Regions from separate parts of the Homo sapiens genome. Here regions 1 and 2 are each linked to region 3. A link is a loop called in an ENCODE intact Hi-C map of the cell type or tissue named here. Cell type or tissue: CD14-positive monocyte. All regions are shown on one strand.

Evidence for each region. Peaks named below come from ENCODE experiments on the same cell type or tissue, not always from the same donor. Only the 100,000 strongest peaks of a DNase experiment are listed, where the experiment ranks them.
Region 1: it touches region 3 in a loop (4-fold over the local background); 90 of 110 quality-filtered maps call a loop at or near these places.
Region 2: a loop joins it to region 3, with 6 times the contacts of the local background. A loop is called at or near these places in 90 of 110 quality-filtered maps.

The regions. Positions count from the first base shown.
Region 1 is chr1:152,061,938-152,069,937 of GRCh38, forward strand. No RefSeq gene overlaps it. Among named protein-coding and RNA genes, the nearest start is that of TCHHL1, 23 kb to the right of the region's middle. In CD14-positive monocyte, no CTCF peak of the experiment used is centred here; no DNase peak of the experiment used is centred here.
Region 2 is chr1:152,048,898-152,056,897 of GRCh38, forward strand. LOC101927949 (a long non-coding RNA gene) reads right to left here and starts at 990. Exons shown (of 4, transcript XR_922147.2): 1 at 919-990. RefSeq lists enhancers at 703-1,264, 3,645-4,201, 3,754-3,803. In CD14-positive monocyte, CTCF peaks have their summits at 3,836 (motif pointing right) and 4,040; DNase peaks (open chromatin) are centred at 984, 2,544 and 3,854; H3K4me3 peaks cover 2,552 bases; H3K27ac peaks cover 3,770 bases; H3K27me3 peaks cover 3,619 bases.
Region 3 is chr1:152,456,008-152,464,007 of GRCh38, forward strand. No RefSeq gene overlaps it. Among named protein-coding and RNA genes, the nearest start is that of CRNN, 46 kb to the left of the region's middle. RefSeq lists enhancers at 2,511-2,580, 4,499-4,558. In CD14-positive monocyte, CTCF peaks have their summits at 2,593 (motif pointing left), 2,793, 4,434 (motif pointing left), 5,749 (motif pointing left) and 2 weaker places; DNase peaks (open chromatin) are centred at 2,564, 4,434 and 5,734; H3K4me3 peaks cover 1,070 bases; H3K27ac peaks cover 879 bases.

The DNA.
Region 1 (8,000 bases), 390 kb before region 3:
TTATTCTTTGTCCCTAGGGACTGAATCTTTATCTTGTGTTTCCCATTTTCCTGTAGCATTGGTGTCTGATCACTGACTCCCAGTCTTTCATCTTCTCTTGGAGATAGTCTCTGCTCTCTAATTTGCTGTCTTCCACTATTTTGAGTATATGAGCTCAGTTCTCTCACTAGATGTCTCTCTTCATCCATTGGTGCTGAGGTCTGAGCACTCATCTGTTGTCTCTCACTCTTGTTGACCTGACTGATCTTGTGGTTCTGGCCTGTGGTCTTGTACTGGATGTTTTCCATAATTGCTTGGAGCTGGATCCTGGTTTCTCACTTGTTTGCTGCCAACATCCTGAGATACAAGAATCTTGTCTTCTCTCACTTGATGCCTCCCAGTATCCCTTGGTGTTGGGTTCTGGATTCTTACTTGGTGATGCTCATCAACTCTTGGTTCTAAGATCTGCTCTCTACCAGATTGTCTTAGATAACCTTGGAGTTCTAGCCTCCTGTCTCTCACTTGAACACTTCTGTAATCACTTTGTGTTGACAAATGACCTCTCTCTTGGTATCTTACAGAGTCCTGGGATTCTAGGCTTTGGTCCCTCACTTGTCATTGCCCATCACTATTTGCTTTGGGATTTGGTTTCTCACTTGGTGTCTCTGTACATCCTGGGAATCTTGCCTCTGATCTCTCACTTGAAGACTGCCATCATTCCGTAGTGGTGGGACCTGGTTTTTTACTTGATTTCTTCTCACATCACAGATCTTAGAATTTAGGTCTCTCACTTGGTGTTGCCCCAAATCCTGAGGTTTAGGGCTTATGTCTCTTATTTGAAGTCTGTCAGCATTCTGGGGTTCTACACTCTGGTCTCTCACTTGATGCCTTCTGTCATGCCTTAGTATCGGGACCAAGTCTCTCCTTTGGAGCCTTTCACTATCCTGGGTTTCAGGGCCCAGGTGTTTTGCCTTACATTGTGGAACATCCTGCAACTCTTGCCTATGGTCTCTTACTCGATGACTTCCCTCAGGTCCCAGTGCTGTAATCTTCTCTCTGACTTGGTGTCTTCCAACATTCTGAGATTCTAAGGTCTGATTTCTCATTCCATGAGTCGCATTATCCCTTAGGGTTGGGATCTGGTTTCTTATGTGGTGTCTTTGAACGTCCTGGGATGCTGGGTTCTAGTCTCTCATTTGATGCCTTCTGTCATGCCTTGATGTTGGCATCTGGTCTCTCATTTGGTGTCTCCCAGCATCCTGGTATCTTAGGCTCAGGTTTCTCCCTTGGCCCCCCCATCATTGCTTGGTATTTGGGCTTGGCCTGTCACCTGGTGTCTTCCAATATTTTGTGGTTCAGGGCTCAAGTCTCTCACTTGGTGTCTTCTAATATGCTGTGATTCTTGGTTATGAGCTTTAACTCCATGACTCTCATCATCACTGGGTGTTGGGATTTGGTCTCTCACTTTATGTCTCCAAATATCCTGGGACTCTCGGCTCTGATCTGTCTGCTGACGTTTTTTCTTTGTCTGGTTGCCTGCCTTTGAGTCCTTTTGCTTGTCGTCCTTGCATTTCGGATCTTCTCTCCATTTCCTTTAATTCAGGACAGAGAAGAGCTTTTATGCATGCATGATAGGCTTTTGTCACTGTAAGCACCAGCAAAATGAATTCACTGAAATCAACTGTTTTGTGACCATCTTGATCCAGCTGTTGGAGGATTTTTCTATTGTCTCAGAATTAGTTGTTTTCTATGAGAAAAAAATCAAGAAAGTAGTTTATTAATCATTTGTTATTTTTTTCCTTCTCTTATGTTTTGTTACCAAGAAAATTCCTTAGGGGACATTTAAGAGGTCTGTTTTCTAGTTCTATTTATAGCTATTTCACTGCATATTATTTTCTATGGCAGTATTATGTATATTTTTATATTTTGAGATCACAGTAACTGAAATGTATATTCCTAGTATTAATAAAATATAGCATTATTTTATTACATATTTATTAACCACTAACACACCCTGTTTTCCCCCAACTCTCAATGATGACTCTGCTTTATAATGAAATCCAAGTCACCAAACTGGAACTCTCTCATTTATCCAAGCAAAGGAACAAACTTTCTTTAATGTGTACTCTTTCCTGAGACAGTAGAGGAAGTTTTTCTCTTTCTATCCAAAGCAAATCCATCTGTTTGTGCCCTCGAGTTCATGCCCTTTACTTTATAAAAGACTGAGTTACTTCTGATAATTTCTCTTTCTCTTGACTTTTTGATGCTTTAGTCTCTACTGGATCATTCCAGACAGAGAAACAGTATGCTTTATTAGCTATCATACTTTAAAAAATTTCCTGTGGTCTGGGCACAGTGGTTCATGCCTGTAATCCTAGCACTTTGGGAGGCTGTGGAGGCAGGTGGATCACCTGAGGTCAGGAGTTCAAGACCAGCCTGGCCAACATGGTGAAACCTCATATCTCCTAAAAATTAAAAAATTAGCCAGGCGTGGTGGCAGGTGCCTGTAATCCCAGCTACTCAGCAGGCTGATGCAGGAGAATCTCTTGAACCCGGGAGGCAGAAGTTGCAGTGAACGGAGATCATGCCACTACACTCCAGCCTGGGTGACAGAGCAAGACTCCATCTCAAAAAAAAAAAAAAAAAAAAAGTCCTGTGCACCACATTCTCACATCTCACATCTCTTTCTTTCTACCAGCCAATATCTCTTCTCACCATTTATTGCCAAGCTTCTTGAAAGAGTTATCTGTAAATGTCTCCGCTTCCTTACTCTTCATTCTCCCTTAATATGTGTCATTTTGGCATCCATATTCACCACCACACCAAGTGGTTTCCTTGGTACCAAATACAGTGGACACAATCTTTTCTTTACTGGACCTCAGTTGACACAACTGACTAATCCTTCCTTTCGAAACATTTTCTTATCTTGTATTTCATGACATCCCACTCTCCTGGTTTTCATTCTATATCTTTGGCCCCATGTTTTCATTTTCTATCCTCGTTTCACCTTTTCTACTTAGCCTCTAAATGTTGGAGTTACTCAGGATTTAGTATAGGACACTCTTCCTATCCTATGTTTTTACATTCTCATCTATTCCCGTAGCTTCATACCATCAATTAGCTGATGATAATCAGATTTTTGTCTTTGTGCAAGCCAGATCTCTCTTCTGAGTTCCAGACATGTATGTCTAACTGCTTTGGTGACATCTTTTCTGTGATATATCACAGGTAGAAGAAATTCAACATGTCCAACTCTTGATTTTCTTCTTATGTCTATTTCTCATCAAGTCCACTCCATCTCAGTAAATGGCACCACCGTCCTTCCAGTTTCTCAAGCCAGAAGCATGGTAGCTGTATTTGATTCTTTCCTCTCATTTACCCCTACAGTCCAGTCCATAATAAAGCCTTTTGTTTCTATCTCCAAAATGTACTGTCAATCCATCCACTTCTTTCCTTCTCCATTGTTTGGACTTCCTCAATCCAAGCTACCATCATCTTTTGCCAATACTGTTGCAGTAGCCCTTTTTTTTTTTTTTTTTTTGAGTCAGGGTCTTACTCTGTCACCCAGACTGGAGTGCAGTGGCATGATCATAGCTCACTATAGCCTCAAACTCCTGGGCTCAAGCGATCCTTCTGCCCCAACTTCCCAAGTAGCTGGAATTACAGGTGCAAGCCACCATGCCTGGCTCTGCAGTAGTGTGTAGTGTTCTAAGTGGTTTCTTTGCTTCTTCTTTTGCCCATCCAAACAGCAAGTGAATTTAAAAATTTGCCCATCCAAACACCAAGTGAATTTAAAAATTTGTGATTTAGATTTAATTATTCCTCTGCTCAGAACTCTTTAATGCCTTCCTATTACATATATAAATTACTTAACATGGTTGAAAAAGCTCCGCATGATTTAGTCCCTGCCTGGCTCTCCACTTTCATCTCCTGCCATTCTTTCTGCCCAGCCACACCGAACTTCCAGTTCCTTGAGCACAAAAGCTATTTCCTTACTCAAGGACTTTATTAGTACTCCTTTTTTTTTTTTTCCTGGAACACTTCCTATTCTTCATCTAGTCAACTCCTACACGTCCTTCAAGTCTTGACTTAAATGTAATTTCCTTAAAGAATCTCCTCTGACTTCCTAGCAGAACATAACTCTTATTATTGGTTTTGTTTGTTTTTTTTGTTTTTATTTTTTTCAGATGGAGTCTCGCTCTGTTGCCCAGGCTGCAATGCAGTGACGTGATCTTGCTCACTGCAACCTCCATCTCCCGGGTTCAAGTGATTCTCCTACGTTGGCCTCCAGAGTAACTGGGACTATAGGTACGTGTCACCACTCCTGGCTGGTTTTTTTTTTTTTTTTTTTTGAGATGGAGTCTCGCTCTGTCACCCAGGCTGGAGTGCAGTGGCATGATCTCGGCTCACTGCAAGCTCCGCCTCCTGGGTTCATGCCATTCTCCTGCCTCAGCCTCCCGAGTAGCTGGGACTACAGGCGTCCACCACCATGCCTCGCTAAGATTTTTGTATTTTTAGTAGAGATGGGGTTTCACCATGTTGGCCAGGCTGGTCTCCAAATCCTGACCTCAAGTGATCCACCCGCTTTGGCCTCCCAAAGTGCTAGGATTACAGGCATGAGCCACCATGCCTGGCCATATTGTTTTTAACTATATATTGTTATGTTTACTTGGTTTATTGTCTATAAGTTTTTTGAAGGCAGGAACCATGTCTATTTTGCTGGCTACTCTTCCCAGAGCCTACAAAGTTACCTGGAACATATGTGATGCTAAGTAAATATCAGTTGCATAAATGAATTAATAGATATATGACAGGAATGATCCCAGGCTAGAGAAACAAATAAAAGCACAAAAGGACATGGTCTCTGCCTTCATAGACAAGTAAACAGGTAATTATAACACACTGTAATAAGTGCCACAGGGGTGAAATGGGAGCCTATATGACAAATAGCTAAATAGGGTCACTTTGGCTGCATGTAGGTAATAGATGGTGGATAGTATTGATAGGGAGGGACAAGAATAGAGGGGAAGAGACCAATTAGGAGGTTATTGCAACAATTCAAGTCAGAGATACTGGTGGCCTAGAACACTTCAGGGGCAGTGGTTGAGGAGAGAAGTGGCCAGGTCTGAGAGATATTTATTTAGAAGTCAGAATCAGGAGGGCTTGGTGATGAGATTAGATGTGAGAAGTAAAATAGATGGAGGTGTCAAGGCTAGCACCCAAGTTATTGACTTGGACAAATGAATGGCTAGTGCTGCTGTATTTGTTTGAATATAGGATGTAAAAGGAAGATGAGGTTTGTACAGGTTGAATTTGAAATGCTTGTGCCATATCTGATGGAGATGCTCCATGGGTCTGAAGCTCAGGAAAGTGATCTGGTTGATAAGTTGACTGAAAGTTTCAGCATACAGAGAGTGGTTTCAGCATACAGTGGTTGAGGCAAGCAGAGTCTATGAAATCCCCAGGAGACATGCATAAAGTGAGAAGAGAATTCCAGAGCATATCAACCCTTAAGTGATGAGCAGAGGAAGAGGAACTTGAAATGACTCTGAGAGGAAACAGCTGGAGACATAAGAGGAAACCTAGGAGAGGGTAGTGTCACTGGAGCCAAGAAGACAGTTCCAAGTAACACAGTAAATGTGCAAGGAGTGAGCCCCTGTCCTTCTTACCTCCAAGGCCATTCCAAACTCTTGTCTGAGAAGTGTCTTGAGTTTTGTCTTGTTCAGCCTCTGCCAGTCTCCATCACTCTGCGTGCTTGTGGAAAATGTCGATGATACTGATGCTGCTCCTCAGAAGATAGGGAAGCATCTTGTTTTGCCAACTGGAGTGCACCTGGAATGCACCAAGGAATACCCAACTTGTTTAATTTTTCTGAATCTCTATCATCCCTTCTTTCTTCATCTCTTGGAGGTAAATTACAGTGTAAAGATCCGGCTTATTTGATTGTTTATCTGACTCCTTTAGAGATTTTTCTTTGAGGGCCAGGACCATGTCTTATCTATTTTTTATTTATCCTAGTGCCTCAAATATAGTAGAAGTTCAATAAATGCCTGATGAATGGGTGCAGAAACAAATGAGTGAACCCTGATTTGAGTGATATGTTGGAATAGGTCTGTGGTTCCCAAACTTTGCTGTACTATAGAGTCACCAGGAGGAGCTTTAAAGAAATAAAGACTCCAGGCCCCACCTCCAGAGAGAGTGGCTCAATAGCTCTGGGGTAGAGTCCTAGACTCTGCATTTAAAAAGCTCCCCACTGATTCCTTTGCAGCCGCAAGAACTACTGGCCACCTGACCTCTGAGATCCTTTGCAGCTAGAAAGTTTTGCAATGGCAATAATAATGAATTAACTGACTTAGCAAGCATTTCTTAATTTCCTTTGTGCCAATGCTGTGTTGTGTTCTGGGAATGGGAGATGAATAAGAAATAGCTCCTTTCCTCAAGGAATTCAAAGCTTGGAGGAGGAGATGCAGTTATCTCAGTACAGTCTGATAATTTACACGTAGCGGTGGCTGGGGACTAAGACAGGAGCTCTTCTTAGATGATGCCATTCTTGAAGATTATAGAGCAGTACTTTTAAAACATGGGCAAAGTCCACTAGGGTATTGCTCCTGTCATTCTAATTACAACTTGTCAGTGTTAGAACTTTCATAGAATTTTCCAGAAAGCCAAAGCTATATCTGCGCAGTCTAATTGTCTATGTAAGAATACTAAGGAAGGAAAACATTTACAAAAACAGAAATATAATTTTTTTAAAGAACTTACTTAAATTGCCAAGAGAAATGGAGGACTCAGGCCTGAGAGCTCATGGAATAATGGGCTTGGGGATCCTGGTGCTTATATAGGGGTTTTAATTACACCCTTTAACCTGACATCTTTTGCAGACAACACCCTTGGTGTATAATGGACTGAATCATTGCCAACCAAACCCCATTCCACCTGTTTCTCCTCTAAGCGGGGCTTTTAAACTCAGCATTTCCTTGAATGCCACCCCTATTTTGCATTTGTTCTGTGTCTGCAGCCTGGCTCCTGAGGGACAGCTACTTCTCACATCCCTGTGGGGCCATAGTGCCACCAGGATGTCTTGACAGTGTGCTGAAGTACTCTCAAGAAAAACCTTGTGAACCAATAGTGGCCTCATCTCCTGCAAGTAAAATGAGTTCTTAACCTGAGCCATTTTAGTCATGAACAAGATCTCTTTCACTGTCTGTAATTGCACATTTTATTTGGATATGTTGAGGCTGAAGTGCCCAGTTGCATTAGATGCTTGCTATACTGTGATGTAAAACACAAACATGAGTCTGTCTTAATCCCCACCTGGCCTATTCCTTCGGCGGGTGGTTCTGTGCCTCACGACCCATCTCCCTGTGTCTATCTGCTGTCAAAGCATAAGTTGTTTGCCCTGTGTGAGAGACAACAACTTTTCGTATTTGATGGTGATAGCAGCAAAATGTTGGACACAGGAGAGGATCTGTGGGCTGCAGAGTTGGCGGTCTGTTGAAACGTCACTGCTTGAAAGTTAAAAACCATTTTCAATTTCACCAGCTTATAAATAGTTTCTTTGTTTCTGAAGAAATTATGTATGGGTGGATGTACTCTAACATAATCCTTTATGATACTAAAAATAATTCCCACTCACCTTTTAAAAATTTATCAATTTTTATTTTAAGTTCTGGGGTACATGTGCAGGATGTGCAGGTTTGTTACATAGGTAAACGTGTGCCATGGTGGTTGGCTGCACAGATCAACCCATCACCGAGATATTAAGCCCAGCACCCATTGGCTACTCTTCCTGATGCTCTCCCTCCCACAGCTCCCCCTCCACCCACGTTTACTGCAGACATTCTGTAGGATTCTCTTAGAGATAGCCGGTTCTATCATCTTGTTAATGGCTATGAGGTGAGCAGTACTGGAGAAATCTTTAATAGCCTGTGGATATGACAAAGAGTTTGAAGAGCTATAAAATCAGATAAGTGAATACAGGCAAATGTATTTCCTGAGGAGCATGGTAGCTCTTTTTTTTT
Region 2 (8,000 bases), 410 kb before region 3:
TGTAGAAGTAAGAATAGTAAAAAAAAAAACAAAAAAAAAACTGTATTAGAAATAATAGGCTGGGTGTGGTGGCTCACGCCTGTAATCCCAGAAATTTGGGATGCTGAAGTGGGTATATCACTTGAGGTCAGGAGTTCAAGACCAGCCTGGCCAACATGGTGAAATCCCAGCTCTACTAAAAATACAAAAATTAGGTAGGCATGGTGGTACACGTCTGTAATCCCAGCTACTCAGGAGGCAGAGGCAGGAGAATCGCTTGAACTTAGAAGGTGGAGGTTGCAGTGTGCTGAGGTCACGCCACTGCATTCCAGCCTGGAAGACAGAGCAAGACTCCATCTCAAAAAAAAAAAAAAAAAAAAAAAAACCAAAGAAAGAAAATAAAAAAAGAAATAATAAGAATTTAGATATAGCAAACCCAAATTTTTACTCCATATTTTCCTAGATTTGAAGCTACACACATATTTGCTTATTTTGTGTGTGTGTGTGTGTGTGTGTGTATTTTGATGCAGTTAACTGCTCATCAACTGTCATGCATGAACCTGGCACATATCCATTTTGTAAATAGCTGACTCCAGATTTCAAATACACCTGTAATAGGTTCTAGTTCAGCATTGCTTCTGTTTCTTCTTGCATCTGCGTTGTTCAAATGCAATACTTTAAAAAACTTTGATGGCTTATAATTTTGTTAAAGAGATGATGACCACCTTCTTTGTTCCATAATTGCGAAATATTTCATTTGTGGATTTACAAATATTAATTAAAATGGCCGATCCAGTGAATGCTTTTATGTCTGTGTTATCTATTTTTTTCTAATCACCCTGTTACACACACCTGTCTTTAGCATTAGTCCACTTATAAACTGTTATCAAGCAAATTTTAGTGCATAAACATTATAAGAGATGAAGAATAATATCATACCTTTTTAGCCAAATGGGATGATTCAGGTTCTTGCAAAATATTCTGTGATGCAGTTCTTCCTGTTGCACAACTAAACATGAGAACAGATTTTGGTTTTTACTGTTATGTGAGATCATGAAGCCTCAGCAACACGTTGTAATATAAGGAAAAATAAAGTGCTGCAGTAAACGGAAAACAATAACAACAACAGCGGTAAAACAAAGTCTCGCTCCCGTGGACATTACAATATGCACATGTACTTGTGTACATGTTGCAAAAATGTAGAAAATGTAGATAGAAAAAAAAAATAAAGCACCGACAATTTTATTATGCAGGTTAATTTTCCAGCTACGTTCTTCCTGACTTGCATTCTATGTGCATATAAACATTCAGATTTTACTCTAAAGTGGGATAAGACTTGATTATTTTAACATAACTATTTGTTATAAATACCTTTTTATGTCATTAAATATTCTTCTGTCTTGTCATTTTTAATGGTTTCATGGTGTAATTGGAATCTATTTTATCAGAGTGTTAAATTGACCAAGAGCATCCCGTACCTCACTGTGCAAGTGTCAACATTAAAAAATATCATGCTTGTTTAGGGTAGTGGTTGTCAAACTTTAGTGTGCACAAGTCTCACCTTGGGAGCTTGTTAACAGTTCAGGTCCCTGGACACCACACTCAGAGACTCTGATTCAGGAGGTCAAGAGTCTGCATGTTAATAATTCTCACTAACCAACAGGGGATTATGAGGGAGGTGGTCACCAGAGCCCATGGTGAGGCTCTTTGGTATGACTGATAGAATAGTACTTTATAGGGTCACAACTCCCTGCTCCACTTCATGGGGGCTTTGGGAGTTAGAGCCCCCTCAGGGTAAGGTGGTTTTAGCTACACTAGGCCTTTAGAGAATGGATCAGAGGGTTGAGCTTCAGTTGGTATAGGGGACTACTGGAGTCAGAGCTGGGGAAAATACCACACCAGATCAAAGAGGCAGAAATGTGTTTGGAACAAGGAGATCAAACTGAGGGCCAACAGACAGGAGGAACTGGAATAGGATGAAAGCAGGGAGGAAGGTCCCAGCCATATCTGTCAATTAGTATCAGCAGTGCTGTTGAGTGCTTGATCCATGGGCAGGTCAGTTTTGGCTTAAAGGTGTCAAGTCAAAGGGGGATGAGAGTTTGCAAAAGCCCATGCTATATATCACCCATGTGTGATCCAGAGATTCTCTGGCTCTCAAGAGTAAATAAATTAATGTGAATCATCCCCACACTAAATCCATGCCAATAGAAGTTCCAAGTCCTTCTGGGTGATCTCAGTGGGTCCCCAGGGTTCACATTCTCACGGCTGTCTCCTTCCAGTGAGGTCTATCTGCCTGCTTGACATGGGTAATTAAGCCTCTTCTCTTAGATTCCCACCAAAAAAAAACCATGCAAATATGTATGTATGTGTGTGTGTTAAAGACTTGGGAGTCTTGGGCAGGGTCACATCACACCTCACACAGCCTTCCACCACCTGTGGACTCCTCCTTATTTTTTTTCCTCCCCTGTCCAGCAACCCAGATTCCTCTCTTCCCATGACTAGCAGTTTATCAGTCATCTTTCACTGCTTGTGTGAGTCCTCTGGGTGTCACCCTCCACCCTGAACTCATGTCAAGACATTTTTCTGGGCAGTCCTACTCTGTAAGAAGAGACAGTTTGTTATTATAGTAACATTTCCTCCTTTCTTAAGCACACGCCTGAGCCTGTGCCTGTGGCAGGGGAGGGGTGGGGAGGGGCATTCATTCTTGGCTCGTGGGTTCCCGCTCAGCAAAGGCTGGAGTTGGTAGCCCATTCTCAGTCTACAATCTTGGTCGCTAGCAAATGAACTGCCAACTGTCGGCTCTGCACAACTCCATTAATGGAAGGTCAAATTATTTTTACAGCTTTTTTGAGATGGGGGTCTCGCTTTGTTTCTCAGCCTGAAGTGCAGCGGCACGATAATGGCTCACTGCAAACTTGACCTCCTGGACTCAAGCGATTCCACCACTTCCTGAGTAGCTGAGACTACAGGTGTGCACCACCATGCCTGGCTAATTTATTATTATTATTATTTGTAGAGATGAGATCTTACTATGTTGCCCAAGCTGGTCTTGAATTCCTGGGCTCAAGTGATTCTCCCACTTCAGCCTCTCAAAGTGTTGGGATTACAAGTGTGAGGCACCACGCCCAGCCTATTCTTACAGTTTCTCTCTTGGTCTTTCTGTTTTTTTTTTCAGCAGGATGGCTGGCAGGACTCCTCTGGGTAGCGATTTTTGAAATAGTTGCTCACCAAAGCTAGCTATAATATAGAATCATTGATGCTGAAATAAACATGTAGCAGACACTGCACTCCTATCCAGATTTCACAGATGAAAGCCATATTCTAATACCCATTTATTCATATGTTTTACCATTTCTGAAATCCAGGCGTGTCTTAAAATTGAAGTGTTCATTTAACGTAATAGTCACCCCCTGCCCTCAACTGCTTCTTTTTAATTGATGATGCCTCTTACAATTTTACAATCTAACAATGCAGTAGGAACACCACCCTGTATCCCCAAAGGAACTGAGTTCGGGGATTGTGCAGCATTCTTTGCCTTAAAATCTAAGTTACAGATGAACATGAGAATGACAGAATCTCCTGTCTATTTGAAATTCCAAGAAGCGGCTAGGTGTGGTGGCTCATGTCTGTAATCCCAACACTTTAGGAGGCCAAGGCAAGAGGATCGCCTGAGCCTAGGAACTCAAGACCAGCCTGGCCAACGCAGTGAGATCCTGCCTCAATTAAAAAAAAAATAAAGAAATTCCAAGACCTTGTGTTTTCCCCTCACCATCAGTCCAGGCCAGGGCGGTGAAGTGAGGTTTCTTCTCCACTCCCTGTTGCCTAATGCGGGGTCTACATGAGACATTGCAGTCAGTCACCACCAGGTGGCGCACAAGCCATGAAAAAGAAGTTCTGAGGGCCGCACATCTTCAACACCGGGTTCTTTCCGGATGGCTACTAATGAGGAATTGAGTGGCTACTTACATGGCAGGTGAGCTGGCTGGGCCTGGTGAAGACAGATTTCGTGGAGCATCTGGGAAAAGGTTTGCATAGCACGGACAGGGACAGAAGTTAGGATACATTAGCTAGAGTAACGATATCTACGGAACGAATGCTTGCAACTCTCCTGCAATACAGGAGAGAACAAGATCGCACCTGAAGTGATCTTGTGTTTTAGAAACTCCTGGCCAGGGGTGGTGGTGGGTGACAGTGGTCCCAGCTACTCGGGAGGCTGAGGTGTGAGAATTCCTTGAGCCCTGGTGGAGGCTGCAGTGAGCCTAGAGAGCACCACTACTCTCCAGCCTGGGCGACAGAGCAAGACCCTGTTTCAAAAACCAAACTAAACCAACCCCAAACCCCCAGAAACTCCTTCAACGAGTTGAGGTTTAATGTCATTCCCTCAGCTTCTACAGAAGATTATTGCAATGACGGACATAGAATAGATTCTTATTCTTGGGTTCTGTTCAATGCAGGTTGATATATTTTACTCCGTTGTCACACATGTAACTTGGAGGAGACTTAAAAAGTCTGAAGCTGGGCTTGTCCTCAGATGGAGGCATGAGAGGGCTGGGTGAGGGGGGAATAAAGCTGCCATCCAGTGTGGTTTCAAGTCTCAGGGCGACTCGGGTGTTTTTCTCCTCAGGATTCAGCATGTTCCTCACTGCTCCGTCTCTCGGCAGATGGCCTTGTTTGCTCTACCACAGGGAAGACAGCTGTTAGGCGCCGACTCCTCCAGCTCTTCCCTGCCCCTGCGCAGCACATTTATCCAACCTTGTCCGCACCTTCGCCATCTGCACTCCCTCTCCCACTGCAGAGGGGACCTGCTCCTCCCCGGGGCCTTGGACCCCACGCCCTCCCACCTAGCTCCTCATTCTTCATTCGTCAATGATCCTCTTGGTTTCCTGCATCTTCCGCTTTCTGCTCTGTATTGCATTCTTCTCACCAAATAGCCCTAAGCCAGCCCGCCAGCCTTCCCCCTACCCTGACTCTGTTTAGCTGTGTGGGGTCTCCCGCTTCTTTTCCAGCCAAGCTTCTGCAAAGAGTGAGCCTCCAGATTTGGAAATATTTCCTTCATTAAATACTAAATTCTCACAGCTGGACTTGGATATGTTTCTGGCCTTTTAATTGTTCCACTGACTTTTCCTCTCGTTCCTATTACCACCGGTATCACAGTATGTTAATGACTTTAGCTTAGGATACTTTTAATATACAATAGGATGAGCCCTTTTATTGACACCTTTCCCCAAATTGTCCCGACTACTCTTGCCTATGTAGTCTTCCTGATAAATTTTAGAATCATTTTTATACAGTTCCAAACACTTCATTTCTATACAGTTCCTGTTCAAGGTATAGACCAATAAGGGGATAACTGATATCCTTATGATGGTGAATTCTCCCATCAAAGAAGAAGGTGGCTCTGTGAACAGAACAAGGAAACATAAATCAGGTTTCCTTTATGTTCTTCAAACCAGTTTTATATCAGAGGCACATTTCACATTAATTACTCCTAAGGGCATATTATATTGTTGTTGTTACTATTGTGATAAGCAGAATCTTTCCCTGATATTAGTTATTAGGTTTTTATGGATATATAAGAAAGTTACTTTTCTGAGGGAAGTTTGTTCTATAACTACCTGTTACTAAACTTTGTGGATCTCATACCTTTTCAGTCAATTCTCTTAGATGCCCTAGGTAGAAATACTGGTGTCTTAAACAATGACCATTTTGCCTCTTCCTTTCTAATTTGTGTACCTAATTTATTTCTTTTCTGTTCTTTCAGCATTAGTGAAAAATCCTGTGGATACGGAGCATATCCTTGTTCTTATATTACATCCTCAGACAGGCTTTCTCTTATCCCCTTTTCCAGTCTGAATTTTGTTCTCCTTGTTTTTCTGTTTTATAGTGCCCACTCTTTTCCTGCATAACTCTTATAGTTTATAATCTTAATGGCAATCCTCACTAGTCTGTGAGCTGCAAAGCTGTTTCTTTCATCATTGTGTATCCTGTGCCCTGCCATTGTCTGCCACATGGTAGGTGCTGCATAAATATTTGTGGAATGAAGGAAATTTCTTAATTTTAAAATTAGTGCTATGTTTTACCATTGTTGATTTTAGGTAGAGTTCTCTTTTCATAATTTTATTTATTTATTTTTGAGACAGGGTCTCACTCTGTTGCCCAGGCTAGAGTGCAGTGGTGCGACCATGGCTCACTGCAGCCTCGACCTTCCCAGGCTCAGGTAATCTTCCCACCTCAGCCTCCTGAGTAGCTAGAACCACAGGTTCGTGCCAGCATGCCCAGCTAAATTTTGTACTTTTTGTAGAGACAGATTTCCACCATGTTGCCCAGGTTGTTCTCAAACTCCTGGGCTCAAGCCATCTGCTTGCTTTGGCCTCGCAAAGTGTTAGGATTAGAGGTGTGAGCTGCCACACCTGGTGCTTTCATAATTTTAAATTAAAACATATAACGTGTTTTTAAAATTCCATGTCTCCATAGAGATAATTGCACAGGCTTTCTCCTCTGCTAAGTTCAGAATGAGTTGCATGAATGGGTTTCTTTTAGAGAACTGGGGTTTTCTGAAATGAACCATATGTGGTAGCATGGAGTGTTTGCTCATGGAATCCAAGTGAAAAGAAAAACTGCTCTTGGGTATTTTGTTCAGGGGTTTTCATCTATCTTTATATGTAGGACTGATCTATAGTTTTGGGGAGCTTTGGAATTTTGATGTTAGGGCTGTGCTACCTTTGGAAAAAACTGTAAATCTTTCTTGACATTTGTATTCTTTGATGTGGTTTAAATAGTGTAGGAATGATTTGTTCCGTGGATGTTTGAAAACATTCACCTGTGAAACTGTCTTGCTTAAAGGGTAAGAGGGTAGTTATTTGACAATTTTTTAAAATTGGTTATGATTATACTTCTTTTGAATTAATTTTTCTAAAAAAATCATCCATTTCCCCCCAGACTTTTTCTTTCCTTGTGTTTGTTCTATCTTTCTAAGAATAATTTTTACAAGTCTATTCTTCTGTACCTATAGCTAAATGTTTTTGGTATCTATGTGTCTATCTGTAGATATATAGACATCTATCTATGTATCTATCTATGTATCTATGTATCTATCTATCTATCTGTCTATCTATCATCTATATCTACCTACTTATCTATCTAACTAGCTAGTCTTTTCCTCTTTGTTAATTATTTCAATTGTTTATTAAATGTCTTGAGTTCTTTGGCTTGTTCATCGATTCCATGGCTATTCTGTGTTTTAGTCCATTGCCTTAACGACTTGGCCACAATATCTTGTTTTCTAGTTCTTGAATTTCTACTTAAAAAAAATCTTCTTTTTCCTGCTTTTCTTTTAAACAAATTTTATTGAAGTATAATTGGCATATTAAAAACACACATATTTAATGTGTACATCTTGATGAGTTTGGACATATGCATACACCGTGATTACCATCACCACAACCACACTGAACATATCCATCACCTCCAAAAATTTCCTTGCTTTCTTTTGTGTTTTATTTTTGGTAAGAACACTTAACATGAGAAATGTTCTTTTAATGTATTTTAAAGTGTACAATACCATATTGTTCACTATAAGTACTATATTTTACCTAGATCTGTAGAACTTACTTATCTTGCATAACAGAGACTTCATACACATTGAAAATAATTCCTCATTTTTTCCTCTTCCCAGCCCCTGGCAACCGTCATTCTATTCTCTGCCTCTGTGAGTTTGATTATTTTAGATACTTCAGATAGGTGGAATCACACAGTATTTGTAATGTTCTCTAGCTGTATCCATGTTGTTGCAAATGGCAGGATTTCCTTCTTTTCTTATTTATTTATATAGAGACAGGGTCTTCCTATGTTGCCCAGGCTGGTCTCAGATTCTTGGCCTCAAGTGATCCTCCTGCCTCAGCCTCCCAAATTGCTGGGATTACAGGTGTGAGCCACTGAGCCCAGCCAGATTTCCTTCTTTCCAAAAGCTAACTAATACTCCATTTTCCTGCTTTTCTTAGGTCTGTTTTGTGTCTTAGTTT
Region 3 (8,000 bases):
AAATGGAGTCTCTTATGTCTACTTCTTTCTACATAGACACAGTAACAGTCTGATCTCTCTTTCTTTTCCCCACAGCTAGGCTAGTAGTCTGTCTTGAAAACTCTAGCTGCCTTGGTCTTTTAGGATCCAGTTCCATTTATTCAATCCTGAGAGTCCACTGGACTCTGCCAGTTTCCGCTCCCTGAGTCACAGCCTGGAAACCCTTTGCCGGGAGGAGGCCAGGACAGTCCTAGGGTTCAGCTCATTTTGTTTCATCTTGCAAACATCATGGTCCTGCATTGCTTCAGGTTCATGGTCTTGAAAACTATTGTTCTTTTTATATAGCCATTCCTTGGTATTCACGAGGGATTTGTTCCAAGACCCTTGAAGATGCCAAAATCTGGAGATGCTCAAATCCCTCACGTAAAATGGCAAGATATTTGCATATAACCTATGCACATCCTCCTGTAGACATGAAAACATCTCTAGATTACTTATAATACCTAATATAATGTAAATGCTATGTAAATGGTTGTTATACTGTATTTTTAAATTGTATTTTTATTGTATTTTTTCAAATGTTTTTGATCCATGGTTGGTTGAATCCATGGATGTAGAAGTCAAGTATAAGGAAGGCCAACTATAGCTTGTCAGATTATGTAGTTGTTTCAGGTTACAGGATAAATCCATCCCTGTAACTCCATTCCCATTGGAAGAGGAAATTTCCACTTTATATTTTTGCTAGCATAATACCATTTTTTCTGGTATTTTTCAAAATCACAACCTAACATTGTAATTCTAAAGTATTTAGAGTTATACATCTGTTTAAAATTTCAAATTGGATGAACATGCAATCTCCCCACTAAGACAGGCATTTGCCTTTGTCTGGGTGAGGCTGACCATTGTCTTTTGTGTTTAGCAGTTCCTTATAATCCCTCCATAACCAGCCTGGGTCTCTCTCCACTTCCAGAAGCCTTGACAGACTGTTTTAGAACTGGAGAGATGAGGAGTGGGGGTGAGATGCTAAGAACACACAGGAGAGGGTATGGCAGGAAGGAGGACAAAAGGGCAGGAGTTCCTAGGGCCAAGTCCCACCACTCTTCACCCCCAGCCTGACCACCTCCCTCCCCTCCGGGGCACACATCTCTCTGCTCCTCTTTACAGAGCCTCTTTATTTAACATGTCATGTGGTTCTGGTATCACAGTCACTACTCTTGTTGTGTGGAAGGGCAGAATCTCAGGGGCCCAGGACAGAATAGAAGACTGTTGGTGAGGCAGGACTTAGTCCCTTAGGGAGTTACCAGGCCAGCCCTGCCCCATGCTGTGGCAATCACAGGAGTGTGTGATACAGAGTGCTTGGAGAATAGGACCAGACCACACTTGACAAAATGGTGCCTATGGGGGTGCAACAATAACATGGCATTTTAGGAAGAGGTGGACAGGACAATGAGTTGCTTTGGGGGCTTTGGTCTTGTACACCATGCCTAGGTTCTGAGAGGGCAACTGTACCTTGCAGAATGACTGCCATCTGCCAGGCACAGTGCTAGGCTTTTTACAACCATTACGCCAGTCATTCCTTATGTCAACCTTATGTGGTGTGCATTGTCCTTTTACATTTCACATCTGAAGACAATTAGACTCAAAGGGTTTCAGATAGTTACTCGATGGGACTGGCACTCCAGAGTCTGCGAGGGCAGAGAAGTTTGCTGGGAGACTGAGAGAGTGCTCATGGGATATTGTGGTATGGGAGGAGCTGGAGCCCTATGTTCTTGGCTGGACAAAGCCCTGTTGTGCTCATTTTGGAGATGGCAGGTGGGACCAATCCCATCACAGCAGCTGCCTCAGCAGGGAGATGCCCTGCAAGGGTGAGGTGTGGCCTAGGCAAGGTGTAGGAACTGGAAACTGAGGTAGGGCTGGAGGGGGGGAATATAACAAGAGTGAAAACAGTGCTTGAGGGCAAAAATGTGATGGGGAAAGTAAAAAAAAAGACCTGGAGTCTACACTGAAATTGAGTGGGGGTGAAGAAGTGAAATATTATTTTGGACCATATGAAATTGTTGTTTTGTAGGTAAAATGGTGGATTATGAACAATTTTATGTGTTCAACCTAATGTAAGCTTACTGTGGGTAAGCACCAAATATTAAGTATAGCCCATGGAATGCAGGGTGGTCTAAAGGTGAGTGGCACTGGATCTCAGCATTTGGAATGCCTACCTGTCCCCATATGTATCATCAGAAGGCACCTGTTAAAATATACACGTTACCTAGAAGTAGCAAATATTACCTAGCAACATCCTGGCACAACTGGCTTTATTAAACCAAGTTGTCACTTACTATGACAACAGCTATATAAAGTGACTGAAAAGAAAATTGGAATTTTGATTGAAAGATCATTTTGACTAGGTAGAGCCTGAGATAGGGGAGCTGCTTGGCAGACTGTGAGCAGCACTTGGCACAAGGTGGGGGGGTTTTGATAGAAGGCATTGAGAGAGAGGAAGCCGAGGTCTGGACCCAAAAGACTTGCTGACTGGCTGTGCCCATAAGCTTCCCTGCGCTGACTGCTGTCAGCCAACAATTAGGATTTCCGTGGTGCTCTGGCTCCCTCTTCAGGGAAACTCCTGAAATGCATCGCCATGTCTCAAGAAGATGGAGCTCCAGCGAAGTTTCAGAGATGGAAGACGGAACGGTAAGGGAACTAGTATTTCTCAAATTCACACTGTGTGTAGGCAGTCTGCTGAAAAGTGGCCACTAATATTGCCATGTATAGAAGTGTAAACTCAGATAATTTACGTGATTTGTCCAAGGTCATAACTCAATGGTGGTAGAGCTGGGATTCAACTTCAGGTTAGCCTGACTCCAAAAGACAAAGGTTGACCGTGGGCATCTCCAGGGAAGGGAGCAACTTCTATTGATTTTTGAATCCAGAGCAACTTCCATTGATTTCTGAAGCTCCAGAGTATAGTTGGGTGCAACAAATGTGAATCCCCAAAGACACAGGGCCCCGCTTAAGACCCCACACGTGGTTTTCCTCCCAGAGTCAAAACCCAGCAAGTTTGTGCCCCTCTAACAGCAGTATGAATCTTGGGCCCCAAGGCTGTGTCTGGGGCAGCCCTTCATCTCTAACTTCTGAGTATTCTTGGCAACCACCTGGAACACAGTTTTCCATGGTGCAGTGCTTCCTCCTCCACCTGCCCTTTCACATAAGGGATCGCCTTTGACCTTAACACCTGCTCTCTCTGTTTGACAGATGATATTTGATTTTTGAAGATGGAAGAGCATCTATCCATGCATCCATTCATTCATAAAACTGATAAGTATTTGTTGAGTGTCTACGATGTCCAGTCAGTGTTATTGACTCTAGAGATACAGCAGTAAACAGAATAGATAAAAGCTGGGATATGTGGGTGGGAGTAGTAGGCAGTAAACAATAACCCTAATAAATATGTAAATTATACAACATGTTAGAAGGCGGTAACCACTATAGAAATAGAGCTGAATAAGGAATGAGAGTGCAAGTGGCAAGGATAAAGGGTAAGTTGTAATTTAAATGGACTGGTCAGCTCTGCTTTATTAAGAAGCTTACTTTTGAAAGAAATATAGGGAGGGAGCCAAGCAGATATCTTGGGTAAGAAGATTCCAGGTAGAGGGAAAAGCCAATGCAAATGTCCTAAGGTGAAATCATTCCTGATCTACACAAGATACAGCAAAGAGGCCAGTGTGGCTGGAAGGGAGTGAGAGAGGAGAGTAATGGGGTTGAGCTACCTCTACTGACTGAGTATATATTATATGCTGGGCACCACTAGGCACTTAAACATGCTGATCATGTCAACTCCTCTGGGAGTGTGTTATGGACCAATTTAGAAGTTGAGAAATAGTGGTTTGGTGAGAGTGGGTAACTCACACATGGCCACAGAGCCAGCAAAGCAGATGTTCTGGCTCCAGAGCCCCGTTCTCTCCTCTGCACCCCATTGCCTTCATTCGGCCGAGTGGCCCTGCCTGCAGCAGCTGCCATGCTCTGAGCTGGCCTCCTGGTGTCAGTGAGCCCCAGCTCAGTGGCCGAGGAGGGCCCCAGGAGTCACAGGCTCTCACTGATCCCCACCACACCGAGGCTGCTTCCTTGTACCCCTGGTTTTAGGTCCAGCGTCCTCACCACTCTGAAATCAATTACTATTTTTACTTCTCTTTTTTTTTTTGGCATTAAGTAGACTTTTGGTTTTTAAATTATCTGAAAGTAAAAGCACAGAAGTGACATTCTTCTTGAAAGTGAAAGCAAGTGTGGAACATTTTTAACCATGCTGTTTCCTATCTGTTCTAGTTTCTGTAGGTAGTGGGTTCAGAGTAGCTCAGAGTATAAGGTGTGGGATGTGTGTGGGGGTGAGGGTTGGCCCAGGTGGACATCAGCATTTGACTCCTTCCTGGTTGCTGTAATTTGGGAGGGACTAACCAGGCTGCTAGATGTGCAGAAGGGTGGGCGCCACCTGCTGGTTGTGTGCATAAACCGCCTTTTCACCCAGTCAATCTTCATTCTTCTTTACTTGGAAATGGCAAATGAAGCCTTTCTATACGTGACTCTAGCAAATTAATTATTTCAGTCTTCCCGAAACACTTTATGTATATAATACCTCATGGTAGCATCATGCAAATGTCCCTTTGCCTTTGCTTGTGCTGGTATACCTTACGAAAAACAATCTGTACATCCAAGATGTCCCCCAACATCACCTACTTCAAAAATCACCTACTTCCAAGATCCATCCCTTACACTCTCCAAACTCCCCAGTCCTCAGAGACCCTAAGACACCTTGAACTACATCTAATCACCATGTGGCTAATGTGTTTGTCTTCTCCCAGAGGGGGACAGAGAATTAGCATTAAATTATGGCAGATCCCAGAAGATGTGCACAGGTCCTAGGACACAGCAAGGTGTTCAATAACTGTTGAAAGAAAGAATGCAGGCAACATATAACAATAAATAGGAAACAGACTGCATTTCGGTTTGTGGAGATGTGTGACATCTAAATAGAAGAAGAATGTCCTCCTTTGGTGATAGAGTTCCAAAGAGTTATTGCACTTATAAACTTTTTATACTAAGTATTGATGCTGGCAACTCAAAAACATCCCTTTTTAAGATTTTTAGGGGCCAAAATTCATACGGACACTCCCAGATGTTAAGGTTTTGACTTCTAAAAAGAGACGAACTGCCTGTATTTTAGGTTTATTTTATTTATTATTATTATTATTTTTTGAGACGGAGTCTCGCTCTGTCGCCCAGGCTGGAGTGCAGTGGCGCTATCTCGGCTCACTGCAAGCTCCGCCTCCCAGGTTCACGCCATTCTCCTGCCTCAGCCTCCCAAGTAGCTGGGACTACAGGCTCCCGCCACTACGCCCGGCTAATATTTTTGTATTTTTAGTAGAGACGGGGTTTCACCGTGTTAGCCAGGATGGTCTCAATCTCCTGACCTCGTAATCCGCCCGTCTCGGCCTCCCAAAGTGCTGGGATTACAGGCGTGAGCCACCACGCCCAGTTCATTTTAGGTTTTACTAACTCACTCTTATCCTTTAATCTGGCCACACAGATACCTTACCAGGTCTTAAGTCACTGTTAAAAAAAATTTTTCCCCAAACGTATCACATATTACCAGGATTGTCTGACTACATGTGTGCCTCCCACAAAGGGCTTAGCCTCTGTGTTGGGAAATGGAGATGTGCTAGAAAGCCAGGCTCGAGCATTGTCTATGGCCATCAGTGCTGTGCTAAATAAGGACTTGTGGAAAGGCGCCCTCTCGTGGGGAATCAGCGAATTAAAAATAAAAGAAGTTACACAACTGTAGCCATAGATACAGATAGATATGACACAAAATCTTCCTATTGCTTCCCTACACGCTCTCTTTTCAATGTCTTTCAAGAACTAAAAGTTTTTAATTTTAAGGATTTCAATTTATCAGTTTTTTCTTTTATAAAATATAAAATAATTTTTCTTTTATAAAATAGTACTTTTTATGTCCTGTTTAGGAAATCTTTGTCTACCCAGTATATTTTCTTCTGTTTTAATTTAGAAGCTGGATTATTTTAACCCTCACATTTAGGTCTATGATCCATTTCTTACAAATATTTTTGTATGGATTGAGGTAGGGGTCAAGGTTCATTTATTTCCCCACATGGATATTCAAATGACCCAGAATCATTTCCTACCATTTTTTTTTCCCCTACTACATTGCAGTGGAGTTTTGTCATAACTTAGTTGGCCGTATATGTATGGGAACGTTTTTGACTTCTTATTTTGTTCTATTGTTCTACTTTCAAACTAATACCGCAGTCGTAGTTACTGCAATGTTATAACAAATTTTGATATCGGGCGGTATAAATCTCGCAAATTTATCCCTTTTTAAAATATTGGCTGGCTGGGCTATTCTCTTTGCTCCTTCCTTCCTTCCTTTTTTTTTTTTTTTTTTTTTGAGTTTCACTCTTGTTGCCCAGGCTGGAGTTCAATGGCGCGATCTTGGCTCACTGCAACCTCCGCCTGCCAGGTTCAAGCGATTCTCCTGCCTCAGTTTACCAAGTAGCTGGGATTACAGGCATGCGCCACCACGCCTGGCTAATTTTGTATATATTTATTAATTTTTTTTAGGCGGAGTCCCACTCTGTCGCCCACGCTGGAGTGCAGTGGCGCGATCTCCGCTCACTGCTACTTCTGCCTCTCGGGTTCAAGCGATTCTCCTGCCTCAGCCTCCTGATTAGCTGGCATTACAGGCGCGCTCCATCACGCCCGGCCCTAATTTTGTATTTTTAGTAGAGACAGGGTTTCACCATGTTGGTCAGGCTGGTCTCGAACTCCTGACCTCGTGACCGCCCGCCTCGACCTCCCAAAGCGCTGGGATTAAAGGCGCGAGCCATCGCGCCCGGCCCTAATTTTGTATTTTTAGTAGAGAAGGGGTTTCACCATGTTGGTCAGGCTGGCCGGTCTCGAACACCTGACCTCGGGTGATCCACCAAAGTGCTGGCAGAGCCAACACGCCCGACCAATTCTTTGCATTTTCATACACGTTTTAGAATTTGCCTGTCAATTTTATTTAAAAAACCCTGCTGGGATGAGAATTTCTTTAACTCTATACAAAAAAGTGAAGATAATTGACATGTTACAATATCAAATTTCTAACTCATAAATATTGAATATTTTTTCATTTATTTAGGACTTCTTTCATTTCTCTCAGTACTATTTTATAGTTTTCAGCCTAGAGAAGTTGCACATTTTCTAACAGATTTATTTCTGTTTGTTTGATGTTTGTGGGTGCTATAATAAATGATATCTTAAAATTTTTATTTCTTATTTGATGGTTGCTAATAAATCAAAATACAATTGATTTATTGTAAATTGACTTTTATCTATCATCCTTGTTAAGTTTAGTTATAATTTTAGTTGTTTTGTACATTATTTTTGATTTTACACGAACACAATCATGTCATCTGAGAATAATAAGTTTTATTTTTTCTAATCTGAATATCTTTTATTATTATTTTCTATTTCTATTGTGATGACCATATTATATTTCTCCTTTACTTTATTAATGTTAATTAATCATTAATTGCCTTTCAAATTTGAAAGAGGTTTGAAACTGTTTCTAAAATAAACTCTATTTGTTGATCAGTTATATGTTATTCAACCAAACACTAATCTAGGTTTTGTTGTAAATGTATTTTAAAGATGTGATTAATATTTGTAATCAGTTCACTTTAAGTAAACGAAATTGCTCTATGGATTTCAGACTTGCCTATCCAGCATCCACAATCCTATAAGCCAGTTCCTTGCAATCACTTTCTCTTTCTTTCCCTCTCCTCCACCCCCTTTCCTACACACACACACACACACACACACACACACTCTCTCTCTCTCTCTCACACACACACACACTCTCTCTCTCTCTCTCACACACACACACACACACACGTACTGGTTCTGGTATTCTTCTAGTGCAACTCTGACTGACAGAGATTTTCATACTCAGAGGTAGAGTGTAGAGGAACAGA